2 separate regions of the Homo sapiens genome follow, and region 1 is linked to region 2. Evidence: chromatin loops called from intact Hi-C (ENCODE). Cell type or tissue: endothelial cell of umbilical vein. All regions are shown on one strand. Links, peaks and the distances in the headings refer to the core of each region. The heading gives the core; the rest is flanking DNA.

Evidence for each region. A loop is a pair of places that touch in the nucleus more often than their neighbours do. Peaks named below come from ENCODE experiments on the same cell type or tissue, not always from the same donor. Only the 100,000 strongest peaks of a DNase experiment are listed, where the experiment ranks them.
Region 1: it touches region 2 in a loop (2.1-fold over the local background); 10 of 110 quality-filtered maps call a loop at or near these places.

What each region holds. Positions count from the first base shown.
Region 1 is chr1:97,520,120-97,531,242 of GRCh38, reverse strand. All of the region lies in intron 12 of DPYD (dihydropyrimidine dehydrogenase), which reads left to right. Among named protein-coding and RNA genes, the nearest start is that of DPYD-AS2, 270 kb to the left of the region's middle. In endothelial cell of umbilical vein, for the core only: a CTCF peak has its summit at 5,466; no DNase peak of the experiment used is centred there.
Region 2 is chr1:97,133,814-97,144,936 of GRCh38, reverse strand. The region is part of intron 20 of DPYD (dihydropyrimidine dehydrogenase); the gene reads left to right. The region is part of intron 1 of DPYD-AS1 (DPYD antisense RNA 1); the gene reads right to left. Among named protein-coding and RNA genes, the nearest start is that of DPYD-AS1, 43 kb to the right of the region's middle. RefSeq lists enhancers at 1-2, 6,538-6,667. In endothelial cell of umbilical vein, for the core only: a CTCF peak has its summit at 6,499 (motif pointing left); a DNase peak (open chromatin) is centred at 6,566; H3K27ac peaks cover 567 bases.

The DNA.
Region 1 (11,123 bases), core at 2,111-10,110, 390 kb before region 2:
TCTAAAACTCCTTAGAAGGAAGCATATGGGAAAAGCTTCATGACATTGGTTTTGGCAATAATTTCATGGATATGACACCAAAAGTGCAGTCAACAAAAGCAAAAGGAGATTAAGTGAGATTACAACAAACTAAAAGAACTTCTGCATAGCTAAGGAAACAATCAACAGAGTAATAAAGCAGCCTTTAGAATGGGAAGAAATATTTACCATTAATTAACCAGCAGTTAATTTCCAAAAAATATAAGAAACTTTTAAAATTCAATAGCAAAATATTTAAATAGTCCAATTTTAAAAATTAGCAAGGGACTTGAATAGATATTTTTTCAAACAAGCCATACAAATGGCCAACAGGTACATGAAAAAATGCTTATCACTGATCATCAGGAAAATGAAAATCAAAACCACATTGAGATATTACCTCACACTTGATACAATGACTATTATCAGAAAAACAAAAGTTTGACAAGTTTGTGGAGAAATTGAAACCCTTATACAACTGTTGGTGCAATGTAAAATGGTGAAACTGCTATAGAAAACAGTATAGATGTTTCTCAAAAAATTTAAAATAGAACTATCATATGATCCAACAGTCCCACTTCTGGGTATATATCTAAAATAACTGAAATCATTATCTCAAAGAGATATCTGCACCCACATGTTCACTGCAACATTATTCACAATAGCCAAGATATAACCTAAATGTCTACTGATAGATAAATGGATAATGGCCAGGCGCGGTGGCTCACGCCTGTAATCCCAGCCCTTTGGGAGGCCGAGGCGGGCGGATCACGAGGTCAGGAGATCGAGACCATCCTGGCTAACATGGTGAAAACCCGTCTCTACTAAAAATACAAAAAATTAGCCTGGCGTGGTGGTGGGCGCCTGTAGTCCCAGCTGCTCGGGAGGTTGAGGCAGGAGAATGGCGTGAACCTGGGAGGCAGAGTTTGCAGTGAGCTGAGATTGTGCCGCTGCACTCCAGCCTGGGTGACAGAGCGAGACTCCGTCTCAAAAAAAAAAAAAAAAAAAAAGAAAAAAAAAGAAATTCTGATGTATACATCCAAGAGAATATTAGTCAGACTTAAAAAAGAAAGAAATTGTACTGTTTGTGAAAGAATGGATAGACCGGGAAGACATGCCAAATGAAGTGGCCATCACAGAAGGACACATACTGCATGATTCCCTCTATATGAGGCATCTAAGGTAGTCAAATGTATAGAAATAGACAATAGAATGATGGTTTCCAGGAGATGGGTGAGAGGGATGCTGGGTATATTGGAAAGAAAGAAGGAAAGAAAAGAAAAGTAAAGAAGGAAAGAAAGAGAAAGAAAAGAAAAGAAGGAAGGGAGGAAGGAGAAAGAAGGAAAGAGGAAAGAAGGAAAGGGAAGACAGGAGGGAAGGGAGAGAGAAGAGAGAGAAAAAGAAAAGGAAAGGAAAGAAAGAAAAAGGGAAAAAAGAAAAAGAGAAAGAAAGAAGAAAGAGAAAGAAAGAAAGGAAGGGAAAGAAGGAAAGAAAGGAAAGAAAAGAAAGGAAGAAAGAAAAAAGAAAGGAAAGAAAGAAAAGAAAAGAGAAAGAGAAAAGAAAAAAAGGAAGGGATAAAGTAAGCAACAATAAAGGGACACAAGTAAACTTTTGAACGTGATGGATATGTTTGTGACGTGGATTGTAGTGATAGTAACATGAGTGTATGCATATATCCAAAGCACTGACTTTTATACATTAATTATGTTTATTGTAGACTGATTGTACCTCAATAAGGCTGTGGAAAAAAAGGTGTGTAATAATACTGCTCTCAGCATATTAATATTTAAATAACAAAACAATGTTTAGTGAAGCCGTTTTTTAACCATTAATAAATAAAATAGACTACTTTTTTTAAAAAAGAAAGAAAAGATACTCTGTTAACTGTTGTGTTCCTAGCACCTGGACAGAATGCCTGCCGTATAGAATGCACTTGATAGATATAGATAAATTTTATATGCTAAGGAAATATTTTAGATCATGGGACAAATGGGGTTTAGGAAGCATATTTTACAAGTTCACTTGGCTCATTGGTGATACTACCTCAGGTTGCTAAAGAGCTGGTACGTGGCAGTGGGAGAAGAGTTTACAAGGAAATAGAAGTATGGAAAAAGAATACATCAGAAAGAGAAAATAGCAAGTGTAAATGTCCAGTTAAAGGCAGAGTTTGGTAGAAGGCACATGTGACTATGATGTGTATATTTATAGAGATTGGCATAAGGTAAGTTTGGATAGGCAGACAGGACCATATCATGAAAGAGCTTGTAGGCTATCATGAAAAGTTGAATATTAACAAAATCCAATGAAAAACTAATGAAAAGTTTAAGCAGGTGCATAACACAATCAAATTTCTGTTTTAAAAACCCTACTCTGGTACAGAGTAAAGAACAGATTTGAGTAGGAGGCAAGGAGAATGCAGAAGTCAGTAAGAAAAAGTCTCAGTAAGAGATAATAGTGGCAAAGAGAATGGAGTCAAAAATAATTAGATTTGCTGTAGAATAGAAATGGGATTTGAGAGAGAAGAAATATCAAAAATAATACAATTAACAGGTTTTAACAAGCTTGATGGATGGTAGTGTCATAAAGTAAATGGGGGAAAACTGGGGAGGAATAGTTATTTTTTGTTGAAGGAGGAGGAGTTTTTGCATGTTACTACATTAAGTTGCTAAAGAGCTGATAATTGGGGGTAGAGGTAGAGTTTAGATGGAGAAAGATGGGACATGGATTTGAATTAATATCATTTAATTTTCAGAGTCCAGATATGCTGACCATTATGCCATGGAGCCAATTAATATTATTTAATTTTCTAGTCTTATTTTATGCTCAGATTACAAGTATAGAAGAATGTGAACACAGTCTTTTAAAGAAATGCGTAAAATGGAATCATTATTTTGTAGAAACTTCTGAAGCCTCAAATCAGAAAAGATTTTATATCAGAAGGAAATTTTATTATGAATAATAATTTCTCAAAATGGAGAATGAAATCTGTTTTTATATTATAATTGTAATCACTGGAGCTAGGCCTTTCCATCATGGAAACAGCTAATCCAAATTAATTTTTACCCTGTAAGATTTTTCCCTCAATAGATATTTCTTCAAAGAGCGAAGGAACTGATCTTGAGTTAATTATTAATGCATTAATCCAGTCTGTGAATTAATCTAGCCACAAGCAGCTATGCAATGTTATTTATTCTTTTCCTTAAAATAATTTCAGAATGGATGTTTCTATAGCAGCTGTACTCCAAGATAGGGCCCGTTGTAGCATATCACAATGAAATATAAACAAAATGACTAAGTGAAAGCTGTTTGATTATTTTGAATTGCATGGAACATAGTGATGGTGATTTCTTCTTCAATCAAATATAACAAACACTACCACTAGTATTGCTTTTAGTAGTGCTTTTCTCTTCCTTTTTTTTTTTTTTTTTTTCCAAATTTCATTCTAGCAAAGCAAATCAGGAGAAAATGCCACTGGGATGTATACTTACCATGTGAGTTACTTTTTCCCAACAACATAATCATTACACATCCAAATGTCTCTGCTATAATTCCATGACCCCACGAGGTATAACAGAGGAAACCAGTGGTAAAGAGTAATAATTTAATAATAAAATAATGGGTTATTATAGTTTGACTGTATTTTTATTTCTATTCTTTAATGGCATTATGATTGTCTTAATGATATTTGAATAGGGTATGGTTTTTATTTTTGATAAGATTTTTCAATGTGTGTGTATATGTACTCTGTGTGTTCAATCAAACCATCATGAATAACTTTTTAGGTTAGTTTCTTGTTTTGAGGACATTAATAATTTAGAAAATTCATGTTTATGTAAGATGGGGGCAGCAGCTGGGCATGGTGGCTCACGCCTGTAATCCCAGCACTTTGGGAGGCCAAGGCAGGCAGATCACGAGGTCAGGAAATCAAGACCATCCTGGCCAACATGGTGAAACCCTGTCTCTACAAAAAATACAAAAATTAGCTGGGCGTGGTGGCAGGCGCCTGTGGTCCCAGCTACTCGAGAGGCTGAGACAGGAAAATGGCGTGAACCCGGGAGGTAGATCTTGCAGTGAGCCGAGATCACGCCACTGCACTCCAGCCTGGGCGACAGAGCAACACACCGTCTCAAAAAAAAAGAAAAAAAAAAAAGGTTGGGGGCAGTTTGATATAATGTAGTTTGTGTAAACTTTCAATTCAGGTCTTGCTCTACCACTTATTAATCTTTGGACAAGCAGTTTACTTTCTTTGGGCCTCACTTTCCTCATCTTCAATAGGAGAATAATGCATACCTTAAAAATCGTGATTAAAAAATACTTATCACTGGATCTGGTATAAATATTACTTGCAAATGGACAACTGTCTTGTTGATTTTAAGAATAAAATAGAAAAACATTTTAACTGTCCTATTTTTACAGTAGACCTTAACATTTGGACAATGTGTTGATGCTTGTCAGAGCTGACACTTTATTAGCAGATGAGAGGTCCACATGAGCACCTTTTAGACTATCTTCCGAACTTAAACGGTCTGTTCTCTTGAACAGACCCCCAGTAGCCACGTAGTTGAATAAAATAGACACCTAACACAATATTGGCCAAGCCTGAATCTCTTACTTGATAATTAGGAACTAGGAAAAGAACTCATGTTACTGGAGAAGTGACCTCATCCTTGAATGCTCTGTGTAATTTCTTGGAGGGATTTTTAAAATATTTTTAAAAATACTATTATTTGAGTCCCCCTCCAAGGGATTCTGATATAATTAGTAGGAAGGTACCTGGCCTGGACATCATAATTTTTAAAACTCTCTACGTGTTTCTGGTAAGTAGAGTAAAAAATTACTGGTCTAGACCTACACAATATTAATCATTCTGGATAAAGAAGTAGAGAAAGCCAATTGGAAGAGGGAGAAGAATAAAGTAGCTGTACATAGAAAGAAAGAGGACAAAGCACGAAAAATCTTCTTACTTTCCTCGAGAATTCCCAGCTCTTCCTGGAGGCCTGGCTGCATTTCTGCATGAGTTTCATGAGATCTTCCTGTAACTCATGATAAGTATCTGAGGCCAATTCATTACTTCCCACCAAAGGAGTTCATTCTAAATTGGAAGTCAGAATTCCAGTAGGGAGAAAAATGCTCTATTTTAGGCAAGACCTTGGCAAAAGTGTGATGTTGGTGAATCTTTGTGTCATTTAATGTGACTGAATTATAGAAACACACACACACACACACACACACACACACACACACACTCTTAATTACCCAGGGCAATTACTTACTCTTCCCACTAGATAGCTCTTGGAGAGACTGGCCTAAAACACACACACACACACACGCGCGCGCGCACACACACACACACGCACACTCTTAATTACCCAGGGCAATTACTTACTCTTCCCACTAGATGCTCTTGGAGAGACTGGCCTAAAACACACACACACTCTCTCTCTCTCTCTCTCTCTCTCTCTCTCTAATTACCCAGGGCAATTACTTACTCTTCCCACTAGATGGCTCTTGGAGAGACTGGCCTAAAATCAGCAATCTTCCAGAGCTTCAATGCCACTCTATGTTAGAATCATAGAATAATGGGCTTTTATAGATTTGGAATAAAGCTAATGATTATTTCATCTAAACTGATTATCACCTTACTGGAAACTAATTTGAAAAAGACACTAAGTACCCAAGGTCACTAGTCTAATACATTCAGTAAATATGTTGAGTATCTCTCTGCCAAGTCTTATGCTAGGTGCTGAAATTAAATCAAGCGGGAGATAGCATATATGTAAGCAAATAAGTACAGAGTACGATTAGGAAGCAGCTTTGCTTGTGGGAAGCTGAGGAGGTTTTTTTTTCTTTCTTTCTTTTCTGTTTTCATCAGCTATACTGCAATATAATTTGTATATAATAACATTTGCCAATTTCCATTATACCATTTGATGAGTTTTGACTGATGTATGGAGTCATGCAACCATCACCACAATCACTCACCATAAATGTTGAGTAGGAATCATCAGCCTACTGTGATTCCTGTGCTGCGAAAGACTGAGACATGAAGCAAAGGGATGAGTTAAGAGGTTATTGTGGTAAATTCAGTGAGAGATAACCATGCTTAGACCAGGAGGTAGTAGTGGAGATGAGAAACGTAATATATTTGGAAAAAGGGACAATAGATTTTTCTGACAGACTGGCTGTAAGGTGTAAAAGAAAAGGCACAAATGATTGTAAGGTTTTTGGCCAAAGGTATTGGAAGGATACAGTTGCCATTCATTGAAATGGGCAAGGCTGTAGAAGAAGCAGGTTTGATGGCAGAAAATTTGCGTCAGGGGTTTTCAGTTTAAAATGCCTAATAAATATTCAAGTGTAATAAGTTTAAAATACAAATCAGAAATATCCAACTGATTGCAACAATCTAATCAGAGGAGAGGTCTGAGTTAGGGATAGAAATTTGGGGGTGTAAATTATATCCTGAATAAACTGTAATGTGTCCATCAAGAAGGATAACATCCTAGGGGTGTTTGATGATGGATACAGACTGTTTTCAAAAAAAGAAAGAAAGAAGAGATGATTAGCACACAATGTCCAGAGGTGAGGCTTCCTGGATGCTCAGTAACTGAAACATCCAGAAATATTCTTGGGTTATATATCGGTAAGTTATCTTGGCCTCAGAACTTTGTGGGAATATATCTTAGACCATGACTAGTTCTGATTTTTGAATAGGCCTTTTCTGAGTTCGTTGTTCTACACTTTACCACAAGCCCCTTGTGGAAAATGTGCCCAGCCAAGACTTCAGAGTTTATGGCGATAATAATCACAAAGTCATGGAATTAGGGCTTGGAAAATATCCTAAAGTTTATCTAGCTCCAACTTCACACCCATGGCATGACTAATAGATAATCTGAGTCATATCCAATGGAAATGAGCTCACATCTCCCAGGACAGACCCTACCCCTAATGGACAACTCTATTTCAAAATTCTTTCTTATGTGAAATACAAACATAACTCGCTGTAGTTAATTTTCTTTTCTGCATCTAAGGGACCCCAATGACTATATTCCTGCAGTTTGTGAGTTTCAACTTGACCATAAGTTTCTTGGGTTTCTCCCCGTTACAGAGCCTGTTACACAGTTTAGGTTTTAAAACTTCAACCCTTGGCCTTCATGACACCTTTGCGGTATCTTCTGTCAAGAGGCTTACTAGACTTTTTTTTTTTAGTTTAAAATAATTATTCATGGTTAAATTGTGATAAAACATACATAATATAAAATTTACCATCTTAGACATCTTTAAGTGTACAGTTCCAGTGGCATTAAGCACATACATCATGTTTCTCCAGAACTTTTTTACCTTGCAAAACTAAAACACTATACGCATTAAATGATAGTTTATCATTTCCCCCTCTGTCTCCCTTTTTTACACATAAGGAGGATTTTTAGTGGAGAGGACAACAGGACTGACTTTTGAAGGCTTAGTTGGAATTTTCAAAGCATTAACACCGGCAGGAAAGAACATTCTAAGCAAAAACAAAAAACGAAAGGCAAAATGCAAAGATGCATTAATGATATTGTTTTATTTGAGAAATTATAACTAGTTCAATAAGTGGAAGCAAAAAATATTTTGAAGGAGGGATAGGAGATGAGATTAGAAAGGGCGGGGAGGGAGAAGGGCCCAGATCACAATTGGGATTATATAATGCTGAGGTTCTGCTTTATTCTGTATGTAGTAAAGAAGCTTGAAGGAACTTGCAGATGACAATGAAATGAAAAAAATTAAGTGTAATGCATATATATTTGGGGCTCCTGATGGTCTATACTTGTCATGGAGTTAATTTTTAGAAATTTTATTGTAAGTGAATAAAACCTTTACTCAGTCTCCCCCCAAAAATTCTAAGGGTGAAGAAAGCAAACTTTAAAAAAATAGTCTTTAAACATCCTTGTTATTTTCAATTTTTCTTATGTCTAGGAAGGACTTCTAAAAAGGAAAGGTTGCTCTTTATCTTTACACTCTAAAACTTGGACATTTAGCTTTTCCTTAATCTCCATTTTTACCATTCTCATCTCAGTTCTTTAGGACTTCAGCTTCTTTTCCTTTTGTAGTTTTCTTTAGTTTTCATTGAGTGTATTTTGAACAATCAAAGAGGTCATGGTGATGTCCAGGTTATAAAATGATTCTTGCTTTACAATGGGAAGGGAGGGAGGGAAATGGCAAAAATTCGAGTTCTCATTTTTAACCTTTTCAACTATGTTAGCGGATTCCTCAATTTCATAGCATATAGGTAAATGAGATATCTGACAAAGGATAACTAGAATACTAAAAGCATTTTGTATTAAAAATAATTATTAAAGATAAAAATGTTTAGCCTAGAGAAAAAAAGGAGATGTAGGAAGTATATGTTAGTTCTGCAAAATATACTTGAGGAATGCCATGTGAAAAGGTGATTTTATTTATATCTCTACAGAGGAAAGAATTGCCTTCAAGAATAAGTATTTTATATAGATGGATTTTTTTTTTTTTTTGAGACAGAGTCTCACTTGTTGCCCAGGCTGGAGAGCAGTGGCGTGATCTTGGCACAATGCAAGATCCACCTTCCGGGTTCACGCCATTCTCCTGCCTCAGCCTCCCAAGTAGCTGGGACTACAGGTGCCCGCCACTATGCCCAGCTAATTTTTTGTATTTTTAGTAGAGACGGGGTTTCACCATAGCCAGGATGGTCTCGATCTACTGACCTCATGATCCACGCACCTCAGCCTCCCAAAGTGCTGGGATTACAGGTGTGAGCCACCACGCCCGACATACATGCATATTTTTAATTGCAATGGAGATAATAATTTGGTTAAGATATGTTTGGTCACTGTCCTCAAGGAGCTTGTTTTTGAAGAGAAAATTAACATGTACAGCCGACTATGATGACAGCTGAGTAGCAGCATATTTTAAACTGTGGAATAGCCACATAAATATCTTCTTTTGAGAAGTGTCTGTTCATACCCTTCATCTACTTTTTGATGGGGTTGTTTGTTTGTTTTCTTGTAAGTTTGTTTAAGTTCTTTGTAGATTCTGGATATTAGCCCTTTGTCAGATGGATAGACTACAGAAATCTTCTCCTGTTCTGTAGGTTGCCTGTTCACTCTGATGATAGTTTCTTTTGATGTGCAGAAGCTCTTTAGTTTAGTTAGATCCCATTTGTCAATTTTGGCTTTTGTTGCCATTGCTCTTGGTGTTTTAGTCATGAAGTCTGCCCATGCCTATGTCCTGAGGTATTTGACTAGGTTTTCTTCTAGGGTTTTTATGGTTTTAGGTCTTACATTTAAGTCTTTAATCCATCTTGAGTTATTTTTTGTATAAGGTGTAAGGAAGGGGTCCAGTTTCAGTTTTCGGCATATGGCTAGCCAGTTTTACCAACACCATTTATTAAATAGGGAATCCTTTCCCCATTTCTTGTTTTTGTCAGGTTTGTCAAAGATCAGATATTTGTAGATGTGTGATATTATTTCTGAGGGTTCTGTTCTGTTCCATTGGTCTATGTCTCTGTTTTGGTACCAGTACCATGCTGTTTTGGTTACTGTAGCCTTGTAGTATAGTTTGAAGTTAGATAGAGTGATGCCTCCAGCTTTGTTCTTTTTGCTTAGGATTGTGTTGGTTATACAGGCTCTTTTTTGGTTCCATATGAAATTTAAAGTACTTTTTTCTAATTCTCTGAAGAAAGTCACTGGTAGCTTGATTGGGATAGCATTGAATCTGTAAATTACTTTAGGCAGTATGGCCATTTTCATGATATTGATTCTTCCTATCCGTGGAAATGTTTTTCCATTTGTTTGTGTCCTCTCTTATTTCCTTGAGCAGTGGTTTGTAGTTCTCCTTGAAGAAGTCCTTCACATTCCTTGTAAGTTGTATTTCTTGGTATTTTATTCTCTTTGTAGCAATTGTGAATAGGAGTTCACTCATGACTTGGCTCTCTGTTTGAAGACATTTGTGCAGCCAACAAACATGTGAAAAAAAGGTCATCATCACTGGTCATTAGAGAAATGCAAATCAAAACCACAATGAGATACCATCTCACGCCAGTTAGCATGGCGATAACTTAAAAGTCAGGAAACAACACATGCTGGAGAGGATATGGAGAAATAAGAACACTTTTACACTGTTGGTGGGAGTGTAAATTAGTTCAACCATTGTGGAAGACAGTGTGGTGATTCCTCAAGGATCTAGAACCAGAAATACCATTTGACCCAGCAATCCCATTACTAAGTATATACCCAAAGGATTATAAATCATTCTACTATAAAGAGATATGCACACACATGTTTATTGAAGCACTATTCACAATTGCAAAGACTTGAAACCAACCCAAATGCCCATCAGAGATAGACTAGATAAAGAAAATGTGGCTCATATATACCATGGAATACTACGCAGCCTCCAAAAGGGATTAGTTCATGTGCTTTGCAGGGACATGGATGAAGCTGGAAACCACCATTCTCAGCAAACTAACACAGGAACAGAGAACCAAACACCACATATTATCACTTATATGTGGTAGTTGAACAATGAGAACACATGGACACAGGGAGGGGAACATCACACATTGGGGCCTGTTGGGGAGTGGGGGGTTAGGGGAGGGATAGCATTAGGAGAAATACCTAATGTAGATGACTGGTTGATAGGTGTAGCAAACCACCATAGCATCCTATGTAACAAACCTGCACATTGTGCACATGTATCCCAGAACTCAAAGAATAATACTAAAGTAAAATTGTGGAATAGTAAATAAAAAAGAGGTAACTACTTCAGAAAAGTGTATAGGTGGTAGTAAGGAAATGTCCCAAGAAGTATATGCTTGAATGAATCAGTTGAGTTTGGAAGGATTATGAAGAGTTTAACGCATGAGTAAAGTCTTAGATTTATTTGTATTTTAGGCAGGTAAAATACATGTAACAGTGTGATGAACTATTGGTAGTTTAAATTTTGTGTTTATTTGGTGGTAGGTGGTAGATTTATTTGTATTTTTTTGCATATAAATGTCAGAGACCTTGTCTGTTTTGTTCATCTTTTTAACCCCAAGTTCTTAACAAATACCTGCTGAATAAGTAAATGAATGAAAATAGTTCTATATGAAC
Region 2 (11,123 bases), core at 1,551-9,550:
GCCACCACGTTGAAAGGTATACTGTTTTATTTGCAAGATTTAGTGAGAGAACTGATGCCATTTTGGCAGTTCTGTGTGCATAAGAAAGTGATTTGTAAGAAAAAAATAAATCAGCTAAGAATAATTGTTATCACTCTTCCTTGCTGCATCAGATTATAGTGATGGGATCAAGTTCACTGCTTTTCTGATCAACCAAAAGCACAAAGCACAGCATGTGACTCTGAATAGTTGGTGTTTCATTATGACTCAGATGACCTGTGTATAAAGAAGGAGTCATAACAATCCCAAGAAAAATTCCAACAACCCTGTCACTTTTTGAAGCTTTTCTCTGTTGATTTTAATCTATTTATTGTAGAAATGGGAACACTTCAAGTAGTGAAAGTTACAGGGTAATAAAGATGGTCTTTGGGGAAAAAATTTAGCAAAGTTGATAGTAGAGATTATGAATATTGCTGTTCATTCTTTCCAGACCACCAAAGCAGGAACAGATTGTTAATATAACTGAAATGTCAAAATGAACTTTTCGTGTAGAATGACCAGAGAACTTGTAGTTCTTTCCATTTGGGGACTGTAATTTTACCTTCCATTAATTGAGTATATTTGTTTCATGTTACATCTGAGCTTATAGTTTAGCTTGCTTCATACACCAATTAATAGAGTTCCAGATGGTTGCCCAGAATGTAAGAGATTCTTCTTCTATCTTTGCGTAAAGCTGAAAGAAAGGCATTTGCCTATGTCTCTGCATTAAGGAAGCGTACCCATTTGTTGTCTTTTTGCTTTAAAAAGTCACTTGAATCAGCAAATGTCTTAAAATCAGAGAATACTTTTTCAGGATCTGAGCATTGAAATCCAGTTCTGGGGTTTTCCTGAGACTTATCCTTTATTTGATATTTGTTTCATGGTGATGCATAGCAGGGTTTGATGACCAGAGAATCATGGCAAGAATAATAATTTCCTTGTTCGGAAGGTCTGTAACTGGGGATAAAGAGTCAGAAGAGTCAGTTACCATTGGCTGGTGAACAACTCTTCTTGATGACACATAAAAGCAGCCGTTACAAATGTATTAAGAATAATTCTCTTTGCCCAAATTCTGGTCAAATGAAATTTGAAAGATGAGATATAAGAAATGGCCTTACGAAGATGGGCTGTAAAATCCATTTTCAAAATGCTTTTTTGTTTAAAGTTGACTCACCTCAGACACTAAAAGTGTGAGGTAATAAATAGCTAAGTAGCCTGGCAATATGGCAATTTCTTGTGACTCAGAGCTATTTTTTATAGTGTTTGCCAAACTTAAATTCTAAGAAACTCCTGTGTGAAAAGAGGTGAGGATTATATTTACTATTTTATAGAGGTTGACACTGAGTCTGTAGGTAGAAGGGTCTATCTAATTGGTACAGTCACTGGGTAATACTAAATTTCCTTACTCAGGAATCTAGATTCACTTATCTTGGAGGCTCTTTCCACCTGTGGACAAGTGGTTTCGATATCTCAATCAGCATTAGATAGTGGTTATCAAGTCATTTTTGTGGGTTAATTCACTTAGAAGTTCAAATAATTTGCTCTGAGTGGTCAGATGTTCTCAGTCCTAAATACTCTTGCCATTGAACATTTCAGTGTGCCTAAAGCAGATGTCAAGATGCCCTACAGGATTCCAATATAGCCATTCTAGCAAGAAGGAATTCCAAAACACACCTTGTTCCAAACATCCCTGGTAGAATGAAAGTGACTTATTTTCAAAATAATCATAATAATATTAAAAATAGTATATTATGGCCCTTAGAAATGCTCATGTTATTAAGTTAAAAAAACAAGAAACCTTGCTATATCTAAATATAATTCCTGTTTTTGTTATTTAAAAAAAGCATGCATTTGTGGACAGGAAAAAAAAGCTATGATAATACCCATATATTACCAGACATTTCTGAAAGCAGAAATTCTTGGTAATTTTTCTTTCTTTTTCTTTTCTATATTTCCTCAGTTTTCTTTAAGGAACATGTATTTTATACTGAGAAAAACTAAAAATGAAAGCAATAGCTTTTGAAAGTTTTCTATAAGTCTCTAAAGAATTATTGATCAAATATTTCATCAAAATATTTCATCAAATTTCATCAGAAAATCTTAGAAGAACCAAATTTAAAAGAATCAAGACTATTCAAGTGCCAAGCAGGAAAGTCAGGAAGGGCATAAAGAGCTGGCATTATTTAGCTTACAGAATAAATTAAATTAGTTTAGCCAACAAAGAATGGCTGAGGAGGAATTGCTATTTTTCTGTAAAAAAAAATAACAGATTATTATGTAAAGTTTTATAAAGAGAGTAACAGTGTTTTAAGTCTACTACTGATGAAGGAAAGTGAAACAAGTATGAAGAATGAAATCTGACGGAGATATGCTTTCCAAAGAATGAGCTGTTTGAAAGAGACTGACAACATCTCTGGAATCTTTTGTTTCTTTTTTCTTGTTTTTCTTTTCATTTCTCTTCTTTGGTCCTTGAGAAAAAGAGAGATTCGCATGTATTTATAATTCTATATGTGTAGTAGAACCATATGAAGGAAACTAGTTTCTTTTTCTTTTCTAATGTTACATGAAGTTTTCTATAAAATATATTTGTCAGAATTTTCAAGTTGGCTTTTCACATTTAAAAGCAGAAATGCTTGCCAAAGTCTAACTGAAGATAGATTTACTTATCCCTAATGTACAATATGATTATTTGCACCATAAAAGGCCCAATACTCTTTGAGTGCAAGTTGACTTGAAGAACTATCTAGATTGATTCTGTTAATTTATTTTAATTTTTACTAGGGTTTACATTTCTATTCTCTCTGCATTCTATGGGGATAAAGCTCAAAGTATAAACCTTGAGTGCTTCCAAATCTAATTAGTACATCCTACTCCAAACAGCCTAACAAAGAGTCAATCAAAGGAGTTCTTTGACCTGCTACTTGATTTGAGAGTTCCTAAGCAGTTTTCGTGTGTGGTTCTAGAATACCCAGAATGCTGATTTTGGTAGGAGGCTGTGGATATGTACTGCGGCTACTTGGCAAAGGAGTCAGTAACTCCTCCCCTGACCCCGGAGGGTTCTGTAATGCCTCAAATGGAATCCAGTTAACACGACACAGAGGCCTCTGGGCATCTATTGCCATCCATTCATTCAGCTAAGATGACTGAAATTCCTACCATGTGTCAGCCACTGTTCTAGACACTTGGGATTTATCCATTTAAAAAAGGAACCTACCCTTGTAGAACTTATATTTAAGTAAAAGAGATAAAAATGAACAAACAGTAAAGATAATAAATGATAGTATATTCGGTGATAAGGGCTATGTAAACAGGAAGGGTGGAGAAGGCAAGGGAGCTCAAAAGTATGGAAGTCAGGAGACAGGTTGCATTTTAAAGGTTAGACAGCAGTGAGTATGGACCTTTTAGAGAAAGTCTCATATGAGCAAAATGTGAAGGAAATGAGAAATAAGCCTCGTGGATGTCTGTGAGAAGAGATTTCCAGGCAGAAGGAATAGCGAGTAAAAAAGCCTTAAGGATCAGCCAAGAGTAGGGTGTCTGGAGTAGAGTAGATAGGGGGAGTAATAAGAGACAAAGTCAGGGAGGTAAGTAAGGTAGAGTAGAGGAATAGTGGCCATGCTCATGCTCTAACTTAGTTCCCTTCTAATTCAAGAACCTGTTAGTCACCTTCTATGCACCTCGTGCCTCGCTTGGTCTTCCCAGCTTCCCAGTTCGGTCTGGCATACACTTATTAAGCTTCCATTATATGCCAGGGACTGTGTTAGAAAATGCAAGCACAATCCTACATGAAGCGAGATCACTATACATCTTCAGTACTTCCCATTCCATTTTGGATCACTATGACAAGGTTTGCAGATGTGATATGTACTCAGAAGTGAACTTTCCCTACCTCCTCATGTTTACAGATCTATTAGACGTATGATCCACTCAGCTCACACTTACATTTGGCTTCATGTCATCACACAAAAATTAATTACTTGATTATTGGGAAAAAACAGTATTATAGTGTACCAAATGAGCTGCACTTTCAAAACAAGCCAGAAACATCTTTATTCTCTTAAAACCCACTAAGCTCCTCTTCTTGGCTATGGATAAAATCCCAGAGTTTTTCTGATCACTTCCAGACATTAGAACACCCTCAGATAATAAAGAGTCCAGCCAGGAAACTTGTGGCTCTCCTCTTATTTAAACAATCTCTGCTTTAACCTGCACTAGGCCCTATAGCATCAGTAGAGAAAAGGCCGGATGCTTAGGTCGTCTGTGATTATCTTCTGCCTCCCTCTCCCATCCTTCTTCTCCACTTCTCCATGTCACCTGTGATTCCTCCATTGTGCTGGGAAAGGATGAAGCATATGAGGCTAAAAGATGATTGTGTAGTGCTCTTATGGCATGGTTGTGATATTGATGCAATCAGGGCAGGTGCCAACTCTTTTTCTTAAAGGATACCTCTGTGGGATCTTCAGAGCCTCCCATTCTGTCTCCCTGGTGATACCTTCTGCTCTGCCCATTATGATTTCCTATGCTTCGGCATTTCACCCCTGAAGTCTCTTTCTACTGGGATTACCTCTCCTTGGCAGGGCTTTCAATGTAGTTATATTGCAGCAGCTTTCCAGAGTGTCCCCAAAAAAAACTCCTGTCTCTGTCATCATAAGCAAACACCTCTACTGGCCCTACTATCAGGGAACCCTCACAACCAACCTCTGACATACAGGCCTTTCTCAGCAGTAGTCAGACACCAGCCTCCTTACTTTAACCCTCCACAGCTACCCACCCAAGCACCCAGGGGCATGTCCATGTTCAGGTTGCTAAGACTGGTATCACTACAGTCAGCAAGTGTCCCATAAAGGCAGATTTTTTCCAAGTAGCAAATAGGTAGCCCAGAGTAAAAAAAAAAAAAAATGTCAGTTGCCTCTTTGGGCAAGTACCCCACTCTTGATTGTATTTAGAGTGTCTTCTGTCACTTGGCTTGAGGTAGCGGAAACAGAACATTCTACAGGAGAGAGCAGAGAAAATTACAGCACTTTTTCTGGGCTATCAATACATAATCTTTTCTCCAGTGTCTTCTCTGCCTCTCCTTAGAGCTATGGGTGACAGGGAAAGATCCCAGACCTACAGAGTAAATTTGAATCACATCTCACCAAGTCCTGCCTGATCCACCTTTAGAAAGAAGGAGATTTGCCAACATTCCTTTCATAGTTGGGGCCTCATCTAAGACTGAGAAACATCTTATGACATCCTATTACAATAATGCTGCCTTTGCCTTTAATCTGTTGTTCGTAAACATAAAAAATCTTTTCAGTCTAGAAATATCTGGTAGTGTGGTAATGACGTTTAAAACCAAGGATGTAATGATACTTCAGTTGGTTAAACTCAAGTTTTGTAAAGACAGGTCCAAGATTTTTTAAATCCATGAATAGAACCCAGTCTTGGGGTTTAATACTGTTTCATTTTCTTTTGCATATCTAAACTTATGAGTGTTATTAGGTTTTTCATAATGTTTTGATTTTTCTTTAAAAGATTCATCTTGTGAAGCCATTTTCAGAATACATAAATTTTTTTTTATTTTTATAACTTGTTTCTCAGAAGAACAAAAAACACTTTGCAGTTTTCTAAAAATCCCACTGGCGTGATCCAATTATAATTAGAGAAATCCAGCTACAGCATCAGAAATGAGATGGAAGGAATCTGAGGCACCATGACTGACTTGTTCATCACCGATGAACCGAATCTGGCATCGATCAGAATAGGATCAACAGAATTGTAGAATTCTTAATTTGGAGCTATTATAGGAAATTAATTTACATTTTGGATAAGATTTACTAATCCAAAAACTTAAAAAAGAAATATCCAATTCTGGCAGACTTCTTTTTCGAAAGGACCAAACTCAATGACAAAATTTTAGAATTCCTGAAAAGAGTTAACTGGAATTACCTTGGTGTTTTATTTGATAGGTAATATTTACTACCCACAAGCCTTTGTTATGAGGGTGGAATACATCTACCCAAGTCAGTCATGTGACTGGAATCAGTGAAAGCTCGTCACTGGTGCTGCACAGTAACTCATAAGCAGACAGAAAGCCAGAGGAGAGCTCTTCCTTCTCCAAATCCCTGGAAAATGCATTGCCTTAATTAGCAAACACTATCTTGAGTGACTCCTCTAGAGACTCCCAATTAACTAAGCTTCTAGACTAACATGAATTCTTCTCTCTTATTAGTTCATATTTATGTTTTTTAAATCAACAAAATTTCCCAACACTTTGTCACCCTAGAACCCAACCTTTATGAACATTTTTTGCGAGAAAAATGCAAAAGAATGAAACTAATGCAGTTTATTAAGCAAATAATCTTAAAAGCAGCCCACAACACAACTGCTCACCAGCTCGCAAGCTCACCGGATTATATTTCCTGCTGTTTTCAGTTACTTCTATTTATACTTCTAACCGGATGAACTCACCATGCCCCCTACTGCTTAAGAGCAATACTACCACAGTGTAGCACAACACAGCACATCCTAGTATTCTCCAGAGATTTCCTTCTGGCCATATGGTAGCTTTCAGAATGCTTGTTGAACAACATTGTTTGTCTCCCCTTGGTCACCAATGCCAGGATAAATCTGTGGAGTCATGCTGGCAGAAGAAATGGCCTCCAATCAGCAACAACAAACAAGTTCTTTATTACTGACCCCACCATCTGTCCCTGTTTCCACATGCCATTCTCATATAGAAACAGGTTTCCGCCAGGCCAGGTTCAGTGTGCATCCAGCATCTACCATTAGGTCAGCTTGAATATCCAGATTACAACTGTGCTTATCCTCTTACCTAGCTAACATCCTTTATCCAGAATGGAAAGTGGTTGGTGGACACTGAAAAAAGCCTGTGAAAGCCGTACTGCTGATAAGAGATATGTTTGCTAACGTCTTGGATTAGGGATGTGTACTTAGTGGAGATATCAGCCTCGGTGTGACAAAAGCAAGATGTAAGTATTACTTCCTTTATGTTAAGGTGTGCACCCACCAAGACCACTCTGCTTATAAACAGTGAATATGGAAGGAGTGTTCCCTGGTACTTTAATTATCAGCCCATTTTTACAATTGTGTAGCCAGAGATGTTCCCAAGATGAAGTTGTTTCCTAAAGGCTCATTTCAGAGAGGTAGATCATCCTACATGCTTTGCCATTGTAGTTTCAATATAAATACTTTAGGCCTGCTTGCAGCGCATCTTGAGTGCTCAAAATATCACATTTAGTGACAAGGATAAAAAAGACAGTGCTCTCAAACCAGCAATATTAAAGTAAGTGTGCCAAGAGCACATTATGAAAAAACTGATGGAGATACAGAGCCGACAGAATGTCTGCAGAGAAGCGCAATGAGAGAAATTGTCTTTCCCTGTTAATACCATTATGAGAAAGCTCATGGAAAGTTATTTTATTAAGTGTTTGTGTTATTAAAACCTATTCCCCTGTCTGAAATTTAATGCTACACAATGTACTAAATAGTCAGGTTTCAAGAGAGATGATAAACCTGGAAGAATTACATTACTACCCAAAGTATTGGTCATTGTACAGGGATTTAAAATTTAACAACCACATTAAACACCAAGCCAAATCAATAGTAATATTTTCAGTCTCTCCGAGGCAGATGACTGAATATGCTGAAAGCATTGTGGGGTTGTGTGGCACTGTGTTAGCTGGTCCATGCATCATTGAGGCCCGTGTCTGGTGTAATCAGCTCTGGGAAGACACTGTATTCTTAGCATTCCCGGAAGGCCTGCTGTTCCACAGCAACAAAAGACACAAGCACGGCACAGTACCACAGCACCAGCCGATGAACAATAAACCTGGTTCAGATTGAACTATTTACTTGGCATTTGCTATATCCTTAGGCTCCACTGGAAAAATTAATAGGTGGTCAGCTTTAGCAAATATCACAGTGATGGAATAAGGAGATTTGTTAGCCAACAATTTCTGATTTGTGTCACTTGTAAATATGATGGTTTTAGTTGTCCATTTTAACGATTCTTTCTAGTCGACAAATACCTAGCTGACTACTCTTTACCAGTGTCAAGGATGGCATTGAAAAAAACAAAAAAGATCTAGCTGATTTTGGCTCAGAAGTTCTTTCTTCTTGTCATAAATTTGCGTTCTTGCCTTCTTTAAAGGTGTCATTTAATGGCAGCACCTTATTTTTACTGACAGTGTTTTTGGGGAAGTTCAGACTATTCGTTCGTGATTCATCCAAATACGTGATTCTCCCTTGGATTCCAGCACAATTTGTGACCTTCTAATACTGAAGCACTAAATATCATTCCTGCTTTGATGGCAGGAAGTTTCCAGGGAAAAACCTAGGTGGGTAGGAATTGAGAATTCCATGAGAGAGATACTAAGATACCCCAGTCTGGCATGGGAAAAAAAATCTCATTACGTGTCCAAAAGGAAAAACACACACATGTGTATACATGACTGGATTCGCGAGGCAGTCCACACAGTGTAGGAGAGTGCCACTGAATCCCAGTGCTAAACATGAGACATGCCTCTCATTTTCTCGTCTTTAAAACAGGAATAATAACAGTACTGACCTCATAGGGTGATTGCGAAGACTATATGGAAAAAAGAAACATGTTTAGCACAAAGCATAGCACAATGAGTGCTCAGGATTTTATTTGTGTAATGATTCCTAGCATTTTTAAAGCTTAGAGTTTTATGAATGGAGACTCTGATTTAGGATCATGCTGGATTTCCAACCTTTAAAATTATGCAAGTCATTCTTGTGTGGAAGCAGAAAGTGAATAAATGGATTGGCATCAAACAACATCAGACTGGCAACAGGGAGGCCTAAATTTCAGTCTTAACGTTATATTGACTCAGCTCGCTACTTCTGGGAATGATAGTAACTCCTCGGGCCTTGGTTTCCTCATTTGAACTGAGGGAACTGGACTCTATCAAAGTCCTTTCTGATTTAAAGAACGGTGATCCTGGCTGTGTTCTTCCTTGCATGCAGAAAATGGCCATAGTCCATTGTAGAGGAATTTTGAAAAATAACAGAAACACTCTCTCAGCCTAGTATTTCCACTATTAGTCCATCATTTTTTAACAAGGTCCATCATTAAAAATCCTGTCTAGACATCTGCTTTTAAAAGACAGCTATCAATCAATCAATTTAGCTATTGAGTACCCATGTGGGGTGAGTATAGAGGATAGAAAACAAGAAATCCTGTTCTACCATAAAACCTTGAAATCTACTTGGAAAGAAAAAAGACACTATTTTTTAAAAATTAATATTTAGTAAGGGTCAAATGAGGAACACAGGCAACAACTATTCCACTCATGTTCCTACATGTCTTTTAAAGTAGTTTACCAATTTAAAACATTAAAGGTAATAAAATTTTTAAAATTTAAGACACAGCAGAAATTATTTAGAAAGCAAGAAGTGCTTGTATGGGAAACAAAAGATAAGCTATATTATTAAAACAGGACATCATGTTTTGCTGTAAACTTATTGGTAGCCAAGAAACTAAAGAAATTCATGAGTTTTATAGCTCTCATGGTCTGATAAAAGGGGATGTCTAGGTTTGTCTTAAGAGACAACACTTTGCTCCTGGCAGTAAATATTGGGAAAATTTTGTTACATGGATCCATATTTAATGAACACTTAATAATTTACTGTACAATGCCTATAGCCGGGGTTTTGTGAAAAATACAAAAGTGTCTTTCAAATACCTATACCATATCAATTTTTAGTGAAAGCTAAGGATTAGCTAAATCAACTCAAAAGAAGTATGCTCGAGTGAACCTAAGCTAATAAAATCTAAGAACGTTGCTTCTTGGTGACCAAACTTAATGCTTAGGGAAACTCAGAAAAATGGTGGATTAAGCTGTCTTTTAGGCTGATTTTTTAAAATATCAATTATCTCCAAAACACTTTTTAAATAAAAAAAATATATATATATAAGACCCCACCTGGAAAGAGTAACCCACTAGGTACTGTTCACCTTTGCGTAAATTATTTTATCAGATCTTTTTCTATTTAAACTCCCAACACTGAGGTACTTTCAAATCCATACCTTGGTTTCACTGAGAGGAGGTTAAGTGTCAAAGGCAACGTTAACTTACTTCATCATTATGCCGAGGGCTACTAATAAGAAGCAACATCTCACGTGGCCCTGCAGAGCTGCGCTGAACCTTTAAAAGTATGTAGTAAAAATTCTCTGCTAACTGGGCCACCACCAACTTCAGAAAGTCGTGTCAAAATAGAACATTCAAATAGTGAAAATCTACTGATATTTTAAGATTTAACCAAATGGTCACCCTCTTTAAGGAAGCCTTTGTTGACACGTTTCCTCCTCTTCCTCCCCAAACTTGGTAAAATGGCATAAATGTTAATTCAATTCATTTAATTCTTATCACAACTGCAAGAAATCATGACTATTATTACCATCCTGTCACGTATGAGGAAAGTAGCATACAAAGGTGGTATATAATTTGCCAAACTATCCAGCCTGTCGGTAGCAGACCAGAGAGCTAGACTCAGGCAATCTGTTTCAGAACTCATGCTCATACATACGATGTGAGAATACCAAATTCTGGCTTATTTTAATCTGATCATTTTTCAGAGGAAAGCAAATATTTATACTCAGGTTTAATAGGGTTATTTTCGCTATGGAAATACATTAATAACTCAATTTAAATGTTGAAAGTGATGTTCTTCCCATTTTTTGAAAACTTATGGTCAGCCTAGAGCCAGCTATATAAAACCCTAGCTTGGCCATAAGTCTTTACCTAAAAGATAAAGACATTATTATCAGCTTATTATTGCTGCTCACACTTACACCTTAACAGTCTCTACCTAATATAATTAGAATATATATATATATATATATATATATATATATATATATATATATATATATATATTTTTTTTTTTTTTTTTGAAACAGAGTCTGGCTCTGTGACCCAGGCTGGAGTACAGTGGCGTGATCTCAGCTCACTGCAACCTCCACCTCCCGGGTTTCAGCGATTCCCCCACCTCAGCCTCCTGAGTAGCTGGGACTACAGGCGCATGCCGTAACACCTGGCTAATTTTTTGTATTTTTAGTAGAGACGGGATTTCACCAT